3 separate regions of the Homo sapiens genome follow, and regions 2 and 3 are each linked to region 1. Evidence: chromatin loops called from intact Hi-C (ENCODE). Cell type or tissue: CD4-positive, alpha-beta T cell. All regions are shown on one strand.

Evidence for each region. A loop is a pair of places that touch in the nucleus more often than their neighbours do. Peaks named below come from ENCODE experiments on the same cell type or tissue, not always from the same donor. Only the 100,000 strongest peaks of a DNase experiment are listed, where the experiment ranks them.
Region 2: it touches region 1 in a loop (2.8-fold over the local background); 6 of 110 quality-filtered maps call a loop at or near these places.
Region 3: it touches region 1 in a loop (2.4-fold over the local background); 11 of 110 quality-filtered maps call a loop at or near these places.

The regions. Positions count from the first base shown.
Region 1 is chr6:166,988,841-166,991,340 of GRCh38, reverse strand. No RefSeq gene overlaps it. Among named protein-coding and RNA genes, the nearest start is that of MIR3939, 7.8 kb to the left of the region's middle. In CD4-positive, alpha-beta T cell, CTCF peaks have their summits at 1,143 and 1,463 (motif pointing right); a DNase peak (open chromatin) is centred at 1,480.
Region 2 is chr6:166,934,181-166,936,680 of GRCh38, reverse strand. The region is part of intron 6 of RNASET2 (ribonuclease T2); the gene reads left to right. Among named protein-coding and RNA genes, the nearest start is that of RNASET2, 21 kb to the left of the region's middle. In CD4-positive, alpha-beta T cell, no CTCF peak of the experiment used is centred here; DNase peaks (open chromatin) are centred at 86 and 1,150.
Region 3 is chr6:167,055,069-167,057,568 of GRCh38, reverse strand. No RefSeq gene overlaps it. Among named protein-coding and RNA genes, the nearest start is that of CEP43, 57 kb to the right of the region's middle. In CD4-positive, alpha-beta T cell, no CTCF peak of the experiment used is centred here; a DNase peak (open chromatin) is centred at 1,008; H3K27ac peaks cover 280 bases.

The DNA.
Region 1 (2,500 bases):
AGGGGAAATGCTTTCTGGCTTTCCACTTGCATATTCTTGGAATGTCACTTTTTCTTAAATGTTAAAAATTGAAGGCCAGGCATGGTGGCTCATGCCTGTAATCCCAGCACTTTGGGAGGCTGAGGTGGGTGGATCACGATGTCAGGAGTTCCAGACCAGCCTGACCATCATGGTGAAACCCCATCTTTACTAAAAATACAAAAAAATAGCTGGGAGTGGTGGCGCGTGCCTATAATCCCAACTACTCAGGAGGCTGAGGCAGGAGAATCACTTGAAACCTGGGAGACGGAGGTTGCAGTGAGCCAAGATCACGCCACCGCACTGCAGCCTGGGCAACAAGAATGAGACTCCATCTCAAAAAAAAAAAAAAAAAATGAAAATGTGTCGTTAATCATCGAGATAGTCTTTCAGTCTGCACTCAGTAATATTAATGCCTTCTCATTGAAGTCATCTATTCTGTTCCCATAAAGATCAGGATAGTTTAGGTAGTGGTGAATAAATAAGGTTCTCAATGGCCTATTAGTTTTTTTAAATGTTCAAAAGATAGTAGCATGTTGGGAAAAGAGATGAATTCCACATTTCTTTTGGTACAGTACAACTTACTGAAATTGCTTTCTTATTTCAACAAGGATTTACCAGGTTGTGTGTAGTGGTTAAAAGCATGGACTTTACAGCCACATTACATGGGTTCAAATCCACTTACTAGTTATGTTAACCACAGGAAGTTAGCTAATGTCTCTCTGCCTCAGTTTTCTGTTTGTAAATTAGGATAAAAATCTCCGTAGATGTGAATATGTATAGCTAGATAGTAGATTGTATTCAAAATCCCAATCATAACATAATAAAAATATTAACTATTATTAGTTGTTTTGAATATACAACCTAATTTCATTTTCTCCATGATCTGAGCATGTTGAGTTATTTTTAAACAACTCCATTTTACAGATGAGACAGTGTTCCAATAAGCTAGGTAGTATGCCCACAGACACACAGCTAGCAGCTGAGATGAACCACCCAAGTCTATTTGGTTTTCAGCTCATGTTCTTTTCATGATATTTTGCTTTCTCTCAATATTTATAGAATTTAATTTAATTGACTAGAATTAAACTAAGAGAAAATGATTGAATGAAGAGATGCAGAAGGCAAGAGATAGCAAAGGTCATTCTGGGCTGGGCATGGTGGCTCACACCTGTAATCCCAGCACTTTGGGAGGCCTAGGCGGGTGGATCATCTGAGGTCGGGAGTTCAAGACCACCCTGGCCAACATGGTGAAACACCCCCGTCTGCTAAAAATACAAAAATTAGCTGGGTGTGGTGGCAGGCGCCTGTAATTGCAGCTACTCGGGAAGCTGAGGCAGGAGAATCGCTTGAACTGGGGAGGTGGAAGTTGCAGTGAGCCGAGATGTGCCATTGCACTCCAGCCTGGGCAGTAAGAGCGAAACTCCGTCTCAAAGCAAAAAAAAGAAAAGCTACCTTTACCAAAGACAGTTAAAATGATGGCCACCAAGGGGCAGTGTGCAGCAGGCAGAGAAGGTGGCTTTTTAAATTATTTTTCACTGCCTGCTGAGACAAAGATGTTACACCAGAATATGCCACCCTAACATATGCTTCTTTGGCATAAGGATTATTTTGAGCTGAAGACGATTGAGAAGAAACAAATAAAAGAAAAACTCTGCCTTCCCTTTCTTTGCCTAAAGGCAGGACATGCTAGTTAATGATCAACCCCTGACCTAATCGGTTATGTTACCTATAGATTACAGACATTTTATAGAAAAAGAAAAACACGGTGAAAATCCCTGTCCTGTTCTGTTCCATTGTAATTACCAGTGCATGCAGCCCCCAATCACATACCCACTGCTTGCTCAATCGATCATGACACTCTCATGTGGACCCCCTTAGAGTTGTAAGCCCTTAAGAGGGAAAGGAATTGCTCACTTGGGGAGCTCGGTTTTTGGAGACGTGAGTCTGCTGATGCTCCCAGCTGAATAAAGCCCTTCCTTCTACAACTCGGTGTCTGAGGGGTTTTGTCTGTGGCTACAAACCTGTCTTTGGCCAGTCTAATTTACAGGACCTCAGCCAGAGAACTAAGATGGGTAGAGGCAATACAGGAGATAGAAATAATTTAGGTAGGTAGATAGGGTGAAAGAGTCCCTGACAAAAGCTTTTCTTCTGACAAAAAACAGCTCAGAAATTACTTCCATTCTAACCACAGGCAGTCCAAATAAATCACTTCTCTTTTAACAAAGAGCAGCCTGGAAGATTGGACTGTATAATGTAGATAAGCATCTCCGGCACAGAGGGAGAGTTTCTTGGGTAGTCACCAAACTTACATAAATGGGTCCCAGTAAAAACAGTAGGCTTTAATGAGCACATTCCTTTCCCCTTTTTTGGACAGGGACACACTAAGGTTAGCTAGAAGCTTGCATGGTGGGGTGGGGGAAATGCCTGCAGCTGCAAGGAGGTACCCAGGACAAGGCATGGAAACTCCCCCTATTCTTGT
Region 2 (2,500 bases), 55 kb after region 1:
AGTAGGTTAATGCCCCCTTGCAGGGGTGAGCGAGTTCCCACTCAGTTCCCCAGAGAGCTGGTTGTTAACAGGAGCCTGGCACCGCCCCCAACCCCTGGCTTCCTCTCTGGCCATGTGATCTCTGTACACACCAGCTCCCCTTTGCCTTCTGCCATGAGCGGAAGTTTCCTGAGGCCCTTGCCAGAAGCAGAATCTGGTTCCATGCTTCTCGGACAGCCTGCAGACCCCTGAGCCAAAAAAACCTCTTTTTTTAAATAAATTACCCAGCCTCAGGTATTCCTGTATAGCGACACTAGACAGACTGAGACACACACACACACACACACACACGACACATGCAAAACTCTAAGTCCTGGAGTTCCTGTGGGGATTCAGCAGAGCCCAGTGCTGCCCTGCCATTGCTGTAGATGGGAATGGTGCGTCCTCCATTCATTCATTCATTCATTCATTCAGTAAATGTTCACTGAGGGCCTGCCAGGGCAAAGCACTACTGAGAGTATGTTTGCTAAAACCTATAAAGAACAATTATAGGAAAATTATATTCTTAGTTTCTCCAAGGGAAATCTATAATTCTTAGTGCCTTCATTTTAATCTAAAAATTAAATTAAGAAGTCAAAATTTAAGACCCCTCATTTTTCCTTGTAAACTGGTATCACAAATTATCTTTTTCTCATAGGTTGGCTTTTCAAATTATCATAAACTGGAACAGGCTGGGCACAGTGGTTCACGCCTGTAATCCCAACACTTTGGGAGGCCAAGGCGGGTGGATCATGAGGTCAGGAGTTCATGAACAGCCTGGCCAACATGGTGAAACCCCCGTCTCTACTAAAAATACAAAAATTAGCTGGGCATGGTGGTGCACGTAATCCTAGCTACTCAGGAGGCTGAGGCAGGAGAATCTCTTGAAACCAGGAGGCGGAGGTTGCAGTGAGTCGAGATCGCACCACTGCAGTCCAGCCTGGGCCACAGAGCAAGACTCTGTGTCAAAAAAATAAAATAGAATAAAAAATTGTAGCTTGTTTTTCTTCACTTCATAATATGAAGGCAGCAAACCTGAAAAACCACAAATCATCTTGAAGCAAAGTTGTCAGGGTTCCCATAGACACAGATGAGCTGATGGCACGTGCTAGAGTACCCACAGATAAAGACCTGGGATGCGTGCCAAGCTCATCTCAACTCAGCAGAAAGCATGATGCTGGGTTAGGTGCTGCATTTCCCCACATCTTTCTCTCTTTGCCGTATTCCCTTGATCACCCAAGTCAGGAGCATGCTACCCAATAGACGTGTAACACGAGCCACAGATGTCATTTTAAATTTTCTAGTAGCATCATTAAAAGGAGCAAAAAGAAACAGGTTAAATTAATTTCAAAAATATTTTATTAAACTCAATATATCAAAAATAGGATCATCGAAACTTAGGATAAATATTAAAAAATTAATAAGCTAGTTTACATTTTTTTTTTTTAACTGCAAAGTCTGAAACCTGTTATTCATACAACACCAACAGCTAGGGTAGGCGAGGTCCTGTGGGTTCGGGCCATGATGGGGCTGAAAGGACCCTGGTCCGGCATCTCGGTCCTTGTTCCAGGAACTCTGTGGCCAAGACAGTCTGACAATAAGTTATTGCCCACAGAGGATGTCTAAGTCTTTGTGTCCACTCTGTGATCGTGATCTAGAATTTTCTACCAAGGCTTGATGGGGAACTAGGATATTCTTCTGCAATGATTCAGAATTTTACAGTGTACCTTTATACTTTAATAAGTGAATTCTATATATGGTAGTTTGGTAGGATTCTGTGTAGAAGTGCTTTAGGAGGTGATTGAAAGCTGTAGGGACTTACCATACGGTTATGTATTGCTTGGTGATGGGGTATAAAATTGTCATGTGAACATCTTGGAGTGCACTTACTTAGCTGATACAGCCCACGACACACATATGCTTTGTGGTATAGCCTGTTGCTTCGAGGCTACAAACCTGTACAGTGTGTGACTCTACTGAGTACTGTAGGCACCTGTATGTAACACAATGGTAAGGATTTGTGTATCTAAACATATCTCAACATAGAAAAGGCACAGTAGAAATGTGGTCATATGGGACCGCCCTCGTACATGCAGGCCTTCACTGACTGAATGTCGTAATGTGGCGCATGACTGTGTTTAAAGATTTGTCCAAATGCAGTTTACCAGGATAAGCCTGGAATCCGATTTCAATTGCTGTCTTTTAAAGCAGGTGTGGCAAACGGGTGGTGATGTGTGTGCCAGCTCCACTCGGTGGTGGCCCCAGCGCTCCCATGCTCCGAAGGAGTCAGGAACTGGAAAGGGTACCTGCCTGGAGCAGTTTGTGTGTGTGCTAAGGGGTGGGGAAGGCGGGGACTGGGAACCATGTATTTGCAGTCCATGTTGACACATTTGTTGCATAAAGTCATAGAAAACACTTTCCTTTAAGAGTGTCTTAATTTTTACCATGAAATATGATACCTGAAAAGAACAAGAAAGCAAAG
Region 3 (2,500 bases), 66 kb before region 1:
ATCAGGAAATCTTTGAATCTACCTATGACCTGGAAGCCTCCCACTCCACTTTGAGATGTCCCTCCTTTCTGGGCTGAACCAATGTAAACCTTATATGTATTGATTTATGTCTTTGCCTGTAATTTCTGTCTCCCTAAAATGTACCAAATCAAGCTGTAACCCAACCACCCTGGGCACATGTTCTCAGGATCTCCTGCGGCTATGTCATGGGTCATGGTCCCTCACATCTGGCTCAGAATAAACCTCTTCAAATATTTTACAGAGTTTGGCTCTTTTTATCAACAAATCCATCCAGTGAGAATCTATTCCATTTATTGAATTTTTAGTTCCAATTTCCACTTAGTTTTCTTGATGTCTTCTCTCTTTGCTGAGAATCTCCTGGCACACATTTAGCCTGATATTTTATGATTCTTAGAAAATGGAAAATATATGCTAATTGAGGTGTAAGTTAAAATCTCAGTGACTAAGCACACTAGAACCTTCTTACACACATAAAAACCCAATCATCTAATCAGCTTTTCTGAGGAGGAGAATCTGCTCCACACAGTAATTCAGCACCCAGGCTCTTTCCCACTCCTGGTTCCCCCATTCTCTATGGACTAAGGGTAACCCAAAGGTCACAAACAAGTTAACAGCTGGGAAACAGCAGCCTTGGGAGGCTTCATGCAGGACTTTCTCTTCTCTCCTATGGCAACAGCTGAAGTATTAAACAATAACTGATATTTAGGATGATGACCCTGATTAATAAAAGGTCTTAAGTCATTAAAAAGTTAAATCATTAAAGAATAATTATGAAGTGTACTAATGAATGTGCTTGCATTTTAAATATGTATTCAATAATAAAGTTTCCAAATATTTCATTTAAGAAGAAAATTCAATTAATGAGAGCACCCGTCTCTGAGTCAGCTCATTAACCAGGGTTTTACTTTATCCAAGTATGAGTGGGCACTGACAGACAAGCACATCCACAGTATGGTTGCTGTTACATAACAGTACACACTCTCAGTGCACACATTAGCTCTGAAACCACAGAAGTCAAACCACAGTGGAAAATTCAGCTACCCTGGAGAGAAATGGCAAGATAATCTTCTGCAAGGCTTCCTATTCTGGTCTGCACTCTATGGTGGCCTATATTTCTACTACTTCTTCAAGCCCACACAATTAAGGAAAAGTTATTAATTCTGCAAATATATATATGTTCTCAAATGCTCATGAGAACATATGGTATATTAAATAGTGTCTGCAATACTATGGTTTGTAGAAAACAATTAGGAATCCTGGAAGTTAGAGCTTGAGAATATACAGCTTGGCTCTATATTCCATCTCACAGGAAGGCTTTAAGTATTATCAAGATAATTTAAATATTTCATATAACTTAAGTTTTTGCGGCCGGCTGCAGTGGCTCATGCCTGTAATCCCAGCAGTTTGGGAGGCCGACGCAGGCAGATCACTTGAGGTCAGGAGTTCGAGACTAGCCTGGCCAACATACTGAAATCCCATCTCTACTAAAAATATAAAAATTAGCCGGGTGTGGTGGCACTTGCCTGTAGTCCCAGCTACTCAGGAGGCTGAGGCGGGAGAATCGCTTGAACCCAGGAGGCAGAGGTTGCAGTTAGCTGAGATCATGCCACTGCACTCCAGCCTGGGCGACAGAGTAAGATTCTGCCTAAAAAAAAAATTTTTTTTTAAATGTATAGAGAGAGAGCTCCTTTTTCAATACACAAATAAATCTCTGAGAATTCTGAAAATCTTCAACTCAGTTTTAGAAAATTATTTAGGTTGGGAGGTAAACATCACCTATAAAAATAATCTGTTGAGCATTCATTTCTGTATATATTATGCTTTCTATATATTATGCATATACAGTCAGCCCTTGTATCCATGGGTTCTGCATCTGTGGATTCAACCAATCATAGACCAAGATATTTTAAAAGAATAAAACAAAAGGTGATACAACAATAAAAAAATACAAGTTAAAAAACAATAAACAACTATTTACATAGCATTTACATTGTATTAGATATCATAATAGAGATTTAAAGTACACAGGAGGATTTGCATAGGTTACATGCAAATATGATGCCATTTCATATGAGAGACTTGGTATCCTCAGGCGTCCTGGTACCAAGCCCCATGGGTACTCAGGAATAACTGTATTCCATATGTATTACAGTATTCTCAGAACTAGGATGTGGAAAGTCTACAGGATTTTATTCAGTCCTGAAGCAAGCACCTTACAAGAAGAGATTATTTTTTCCACACCAGTGCAGTTGAGAATATTTCCTCCCAGGAGGCTTCTGTGACTAATAAATACAGTAAAGTCAATCACTGATAGAAGTGATAAGGGTATTGTGCGTGGTGGTGACACATGAATGCCATGGCAGCAATATCGGTCGATAGCCCCTTCTGATAAGAGCAGCCAAAAAACCCCAATTATTGCAATGAGCGCAGAAATCCATTACTGTTCGCTTTCTTTCCCCTTGGGAGCACTGACTCGCAG